Linked DNA regions of Homo sapiens: region 2 is linked to region 1. A link is a contact called in ENCODE Hi-C or POLR2A ChIA-PET data. All regions are on one chromosome and are shown on one strand. The core of a region is the stretch at or near the end of the contact, and the rest is flanking DNA. Distances in the headings are between cores, read along the strand shown.

Region 1 (3,666 bases), core at 405-2,904:
TTGATTATGCTACTGCACTCCACCTTGGGTGACAGAATGAGACACTATCTCAATTTTTAAAAAATGAAGAAACTAGAAAAAGGGAACACATTGAACCAAATTAAGTGGAAAGAAGGATCTAACAAAAATGAGAGCAGAAATTAATGAAATAGGGCCATGCACGGTGGCTCATGCCTGTAATCCCAGCACTTTGGGAGGCTGAAGTGGGCGGATCACCTGAGGTCGGGAGTTCAAGACTGGCCTGACCAACATGGAGAAACCCCGTCTCTACTAAAAATACAAAATTAGCCAGGTGTGGTGGTGCATACCTGTAATCCCAGCTACTCGGGAGGCTGAGAGAGGAGAATCGCTTAAACCCAGGAGGCAGAGGTTGCAGTGAGCCGATATCTCACCACTGCACTCCAGCCTGGGCAACAGAGCAGAGACTCCGTCTCAAAAAAAAAAAAAAAAGAAAGAAAAAAAAGAGGGTGGGGTCTTCCGCATTTCCTTTTTTCTCTTTTTTTTTTTTGAGACAGAGTTTCACTCTTGTCACCCGTCACCCAGGCTGGAGTGCAATGGCGGGATCTCAGCTCACTGCAACCTCCACCTCTCAGGTTCAAGTGGTTCTCCTGTCTCAGACTCGCGAGTAGCTGGGATTACAGGCGCCCACCACCAAGCCTGGCTAATTTTTTTGTATTTTTAGTGGAGACGGGGTTTCGCCATGTTGGCCAGGCTGGTCTCGAACTCCTCACCTTACGTGATCCGCCTGCCTTGGCCTCCCAAAGTGCTGGGATTACAAGCGTGAGCCACTACGCCTGGTTACGCATTTCTTTTTAGGCTCATTCCTGGGTATGTCACCGGCCCTATGGCGATTGTGAACAGCACCTGCAGATATTTGAGGGCGTGCGCAGCCAGGGTTCCCGCTCTGGGCAGGGGGCACAGCGAGGTGACTCACGGGTAACCACAGGTGGCCACGAATGACTGCTAGAAAGTGGGAATTTTAGGGGAACAGAAAACGGAGAATAGCGGGGCGCACGGGGAGGCTCTGGAACCTGGGCGAGCGGAGCGGCGGACGCCGCAAATGCGGAGGGCGGGGCAGGGTGGCCCCTGGCGGGTGTCTCCACCTCTGCGGCCAGGCCCCCCAGCGCAGCTGCCCTGGCCCCGCCCACCACTCCCAGAGCCCGGGGTTGGGTCCCAGGTCGCCCTCAGGAGCCAAGGCCCCGCCCACCACGCTCGGCCCCCTCGCCTCAAGCCCCGCCCACAGTTCGGGTCCAGACCCAGGCTCCGCCCCCTTCCCCCGCCCACAGCTCCAGTTCCCTTCGCAGGCCGTCTCTCCACGGGAGGCCCCGCCCCCCACCCTCAGCCCCGCATCCGGCTGAGTCCTCACCCCAGGCCTCGCTCGCCGCTGGAGACCGCGCTCACTATCCGAGGAGGACCCTCCTCTGCCCCGCGTCCAGCTTTAGTCCCCGACTGCGTTCATCGCCAAGGGCCCGCCCACTGCCTTAGGTCGCGTCGCCAGCCTTGGGTCCCGTCGCCAGCCTTGGGTCCCGTCCCCGGCTGCACTCACCGCGAGGCCCCACCCTTAGCTCTAGTCCCCGGTGTCGCCCACCGACGAGGCCCCGCCCCAAACTCCAGTCCCGGGCTGCGCTCACCGCCGTGGCCCCGCCCCCAAGCGCCAGTCCTCGGCTGCGCTCACCGGTAGGCCCCGCTCGGGTTCCGCCGAAGCCCAGCCCCCGCAGGTCGCCCCTCCGACGCCGGCGCGCCGCAAGGGAGGCCAGCTCGCTCGCAGTGGGGAGGTCGCGGCTCCAGTCCTCGCGTCCCCGCCGTGGTCCCGGTGCCTGTCCCATCCCGCGGGCGCGGCCGTTGCGGGCGGCGCGGCCCGGGCGCGCGCGGCGAATCTGCGGCTGCGAATCGGCTGGAGCGGGGCCTCGCGAGAGCGGCGAGGCCTGGGCGGCTGGGCCTGGGCGGGCGGCGCGGGCTGCTCCGGAGGCTCGGGTGGCTTGAGAGTCTTGGGAGGCTCCGGGCGCTGCCCGCGCGGTCGCCGGCATGACGGGCCGCGTGTGCCGCGGTTGCGGCGGCACGGACATCGAGCTGGACGCGGCGCGCGGGGACGCGGTGTGCACCGCCTGCGGCTCAGTGCTGGAGGACAACATCATCGTGTCCGAGGTGCAGTTCGTGGAGAGCAGCGGCGGCGGCTCCTCGGCCGTGGGCCAGTTCGTGTCCCTGGACGGTGAGTCCCGCGGGCTGGCGCTGCGCGGATTTCTCGGTGCGGCTTAGGCGGGCTGGAGGCGGTGACGGCGCGGCCGGGACCAGCGCCTCGGTACCGCACGCTCTGTCGGGGCGCGCGGTTCTGCGCCGTCTGGGCGCGAGTGTGGATCCCCTTGGCGAGAATGTAGACCTTCTTCGCGCGCCTGTGGACCCCCGTGGCGTGCGTGGACTTCCTCGACACACGCGTGGGCCAGGGCAGCCAGCACAGGGAGGGTTGAAGAGAGCCTGGGGAGCCCAGAAGGCCCCTCAAGCTGCCCCTCACTGTCACTCTCTGTGCCTGCAGTTTTGTTTTCAGCAATGTCTGGTACTTAGAATCCGATTGCTGCTGCCCTTGGCCTTGGTGGTTACCGGGCGGATGCCCTAGGGCCACTCAGGCTGCTGCAGGCCTCGGAGGGGACGTTTCAGTGATGGGCAGTATTGCGGGCTGGGGATGGACCCCAGCCTGTGGAAGGAGCTGGACTGTGGCCAGTTTCAGGTGGTTGTGAATAGAGCTGCTAAAAGGATTCATTTGCAGCTCTCTGTGTGAACATACGTTTTCATTTCTCTGGGGAACTTAGCTGTATGTGTAACTCTATGGGAAACTGTCATGAACTGTTTTGTGATGTGGCTGTGCCATTATGCATTCTCACCAGTTGCCCCACATCTTCACCAGCACTTGGTGTTGTCGATGTTTTTATTTCGGTTGTTCTAACAGGTGTGTGGCATCTCATCATAGTGGTATTCTGTATTTCTCTACTGGCTAGTGATGTTCAACCTTATTAGGGTGCTTATTTGCCATGCCCGAATCCTCTTTGTTGAAATGTGTGCTCAAGTCTTATTTTTTTATTTATCTCGAGACAGGATCTCACTCTGTGGCCCAGGCTGGTGTGCAATGGCCCAGTCATGGCTCTCTGCAGCCTTGAACTCCTAGGCTCAGGCAATTCTCCTGCCTCAACCTCCTGAGTAGCTGAGACTACAGGTGCATGCCACCATGCTGTGATCATTTATTTTATTTTATTTTTAGTAGAGACAAGGTCTCTATGTTGCCCAGGCTGGTCTCAAACTCCTGGGCTCAAGTGATACTCCAGCCTTGGCCTCCCGAATTGCTGGGATTACAGCGTGAGCCACCACACCCTGACTCTCATTTTTTATTTGGGTTGTTTTCTTATTGTTGAGTTTTGGGAGTTCTTTGTGGATTGTAGTTACAAGCCCTTTGTTGTATATGTGATTTTCAAAGCAGAAGTTTTTTTTCTTTTGAGATGGAGTCTTGCTCTGTTGCCCAGGCTGGAGTGCAGTGGCTCGATCTCGGCTCACTGCAAGCTCTGCCTCCCAGGCTCACGCCATTCTCCTGCCTCAGCCTCCCGAGTAGCTGGGACTACAGGAGCCCACTACCATGCCCGGCTAATTTTTTTTGTATTTTTTAGTGGAGACGGGGTTTCA
Region 2 (3,661 bases), core at 1,162-3,661, 210 kb after region 1:
TGTCCAGGAGGAAAGATCAGATCCCAGGTGAGAGAAGAGGGCTCAGGGAGAGGGTGAATTGTGGGCAGAGAAGAGAGGAAGACCTCCCTGGGGCAGCCATGGGACGGGAGCCAGGTGGGGTGTGGCCCCTGGGATGGGGGTGGTGTACACACCCACACAAGGTTGGCCTGGTGGGCCAGGGCCAGGCTGCACGGGCTGAGAGAAGCTGACGGCCTTGTCTGTGACCTCCAGGACCCCTGGGTCTGCCTCTGTGGGCCCCTAATCCTGGGCTCACAGACCTGCCAGCCTCCGTGCGTGCTGGCCTGTGCCTGGTGGGCACGGCTGGTGCAGGCTCCAAGGGGGCCTGGCAAAGCCTGGAGCTGGCCCAGGGGAGGCCTCCCCTGGCCAGGGAGTCTCCCGACCCCCACCTTGGAGGGATGTATCAGCCCCGGTGAGGCTTCTCAGACTCATTCTGGAGCTTCTCAAGGGCGCGAGATCAATTTGGCCGAGAAGGGCCAAGGGCCGAGCCTGCACCTTCCTTCTGCCCCAATGCTAGGTGAAACATTCAATGTCTGTTTAAATCTATAGAAAAGGGTGAATTTGAGAGTTGAGGATTTATCAAACTTCCAGCAGTTAAGTCCCTGGGAAACAGCACCAAAAGAGAGATAATAAAGGAACCAAAAGAAGAAACCACACAGGAGCAGATGGAGGCACCAACTGCATAAAGAATGGTGACTGCACACAGGCAAGATGCGCACAGCAGGTGGGAAACTTCTGTAACAAGTATGTCCACAGGCAGATCACCTTTACCTGTGAGGAGCTTGTGTGCACGAGGGCAACCTCGCAGCAGCGACGCCCACCACAGAATGCTGATGGCTCAATCCCAGCAGAAGTTTATTTAGGGCACAGAAAGCTGGAAACAAGGGCTTGACTGGAGGCAGCTCTGCAGCAGGTGGAGATTTGGACAGCGAGGGCTGTCCTGGAGGAAGTCCCAAGGTCCTCACTTCCCTCTGTAGGCCACCCTTGGTGTGGACAACAGCTGCAGACAGGAGACACGGAGGGGGCACACAGAGGTCTTAGGGTCTGGCCTCAGGTGATGTCCATCACATCTCTTTCTGTTGGTGAGAGCTAGTTACCTGGGCCCCCAGGGTGCAAGGCCGAGCTGGCATGGCATGCAGACCAACTAGTAGGATCTTCTTGCCAGCTCAGGGGACAATGCACACATGGAGAAGTGCAGTTGGATACCAGGCATCTGGGAAAATGCACATGCTCACTCTTTTTCAAAGAAATGCAGGTTCCAAAACCAAACACCATTAGAAAATAGACACCAGCCAACACAATCAAGATTAGAAGGTCTATGGTGAGACCACTGATGGAGCGTGAAGCTGGCCAAACTCTGGAGAGTGGTTGATGATACGTATCAAGAATCCAAAATCCAGCAGGGCGTGGTGGCTCACGCCTGTAATCCCAGCCAGGAATTCGAGACCAGCCTGGCCAACATGGCGAAACCCCGCCTCTACTAAAAATACAAAAATTAGCTGGGCATGGTGGTGCACGCCTGTAGTCCCAGCTACTCAGGAGGCTGAGGCATGAGAATCACTTGGCCTTGAGTGATTGCAGTGAGCAGAGATCGCACCACTGCACTACAGCCTGGGTAACAGAGTGAAGTGAGTCTCTAAATAAATAAATAAATAAACCTGAAATCCTAGAAATCTGTTTAATGGCTCAAGATGTTATCTTTCCAAAACTCGAATCTGACCCTGTCACTCCCCGGCTCAAACATCTCCAATGGCTCCCCACTGCCATCCTGGCCATGTTCCAGCCCAGGCCCCTCCCTCCAGCCTCATCTTCCATGCTGAGGTTTGCACCTCCACTGTGGTGGAGCACAGCGGGCATTTCTCCCTGGTGCACCTTTGCTTCTTTGGGCCCCTCTGCCTGGAATGCCCTTCCTGTTCCTGTCCAGACCCACTCGAGACACTCCTGCCCTGAGCACCTCCTGCCTCTCCCTCCTCACTCCAGACACTCCTGCCCTGAGCACCTCCTGCCTCTCCCTCCTCTCTGCCGCTCCCCCCACCCTCATGCTCTCACCCTAGCTCCTCCTGTTACTGGGTCCCTCTGGGAGCACCGTCCTGACCAGTGCCCAACCTGGGCCTGGGGGACAGAGGGGTCGGCACATGTAGGCTGAGCTGAGCTTTCGGGAGCGAGGAGGCCAGGCGCTGGGAGTGGTGGCCTTGCTGTAGGCTGAAGACACAGCTCGCAGCTCAGCCTGCCCTCCACCTGACCCCCCGGGCCCAGCCTTCCCTAGTGGGCCACGACCTTCCCACCAGGGCCCTCGGCCCTGCTCCTGCTGGCCCCTGCAGACCTCAGCTGAGTCCAAGCTCCTGGAGGGCAGGGAGGGTGAGCATCTCGTGTGTCCCCAGCGCACAGCTGCTGTGCCAGCTCCCGGTAGGGATTTGTTACAGGAATAAATGGGGTGGGGGTTGGAGGAGATGGAGGCAGGCCCTGACGCCGGCTCCTGGCGCACCCTCCAGGCCCTCTCCATCGCGGCTTCGCGGCTCCGGCTCTGGCCCCGCCCCAGCCTTCCCCGCCCTGCCGGGAACCTGGGGCCTCTCGGACCACGAAAGCCGCCCACACCTCCGCGGCTCCGCCCTCGCCTCTCGCTCCCCCAGCCTAGCCTGGACCCTCCGCTCTCCGGGGCTCAGCAGCGACCCCGATCGGCCACACGCAAGCCGCCCACATCGCCGCGGCAGCCACCTACCCCGGGACGCCCAACCAAGCCCTCGGGGGACCAAGCCCGGGGACTTCGTCCCCAACTCCAGGCCAGTCAAGCCACCCCACAGGGGCCCTGCCTGTCCCACCCGCAGCGTGCTGGGGGGTCCATGCTTGCGGTGATCAGGAGGGTGGCACGGCCCTGGGGTTACAGCCGGCGGAGGGGCTTCCCAAAAGAATCCTCAGCCTCTCCCGCCTGCGGCGGCGCAGCCCAGGCGGGGCTCGGCCCGCAGAATCCCCTCGTGGCCTCGCCAGGTATGCGCGCGGGGCCCGGGGCGCGGGCCGGGGGCGGGCGCTGGAGCGGGGCCGGTGCCGGGCCCGCCGCGACACGCTCGGGGACGCGACGCACAAAGGCGCCTTCTGCCGCCCCCCGACCCCGCCCCGCGCTGCCCCCGTCCAGCGTGGCGGCCCGCCCCGGCAGGCGGTGAGGGGCTGTCGGGGTCCCCTCCTCCTGGGCCCGCCACCCCCCTCGCGGGCGACGTGCCCTGTCCGGGCGGCGCGCAGGCGCGGGCTTGTCCCACCGCGCAGGAATCCGAGGCCGCCGCGCGCGTTTCCGGCCCCAGCCCCGCCCGCGGTGCAGGGGAGCGAGTGCGCAGCCGCGTGTCGGGACTCGGACCCCCGTGGCCCCCGCCATACTCTCTTTCTCCACCCGCGGAGCTTTTGCTCAGGAATCCACTCTTGCAGCCAGGGAGCTTCCGGGCCCCCTCCTCCAGGGAGCGTTCCTGGCTGCTCCGGTGAGCACTTGCCTCCTCGCACCCCTGTCTGGGCACCTTGAGGACCCAGCCTGACCACTCCCCTCTCCTCTGTCTGCATAGGAAGGCGCCCCATTGGAAAGGGACCCCCCCCCCACCAGACCCTGGCAATCCCATGGCCAGGCCAGGGTTGGGAGTAAGGACCCACCAGGAAGGAGGGT

What was found. A loop is a pair of places that touch in the nucleus more often than their neighbours do. ChIA-PET counts read pairs that join two places held with the same protein, here RNA polymerase II (POLR2A). Pooled maps may share reads with other maps.
Region 2: a loop to region 1 is called in a map of CD8-positive, alpha-beta T cell, with 15 times the contacts of the local background. The contact joins the promoter of LINC02298 here to the promoter of BRF1 in region 1. A Hi-C loop is called at or near these places in 11 of 168 maps with a recorded cell type or tissue (B cell, CD4-positive, alpha-beta T cell, CD4-positive, alpha-beta memory T cell and 7 more), 19 of 37 single-sample maps with no recorded cell type and 22 of 50 pooled maps. POLR2A ChIA-PET finds 5 or more read pairs at or near these places in 11 of 52 experiments (A549, AG04449, HEK293 and 7 more).

The regions. Positions count from the first base shown.
Region 1 is chr14:105,298,989-105,302,654 of GRCh38, reverse strand. BRF1 (BRF1 general transcription factor IIIB subunit) reads left to right here and starts at 1,654. Exons shown (of 18, transcript NM_001519.4): 1 at 1,654-2,209. The coding sequence starts at 2,026. It also overlaps the pseudogene LOC124903409 and a transcript of PACS2 not described here. RefSeq lists silencers at 973-1,342, 1,573-1,982 and an enhancer at 2,833-2,912.
Region 2 is chr14:105,092,897-105,096,557 of GRCh38, reverse strand. LINC02298 (long intergenic non-protein coding RNA 2298) reads right to left here and starts at 2,411. Exons shown (of 6, transcript NR_110546.1): 1 at 2,342-2,411; 2 at 1,116-1,231; 3 at 790-1,018. RefSeq lists silencers at 2,523-2,572, 2,743-2,792, 3,103-3,362 and an enhancer at 2,258-2,880.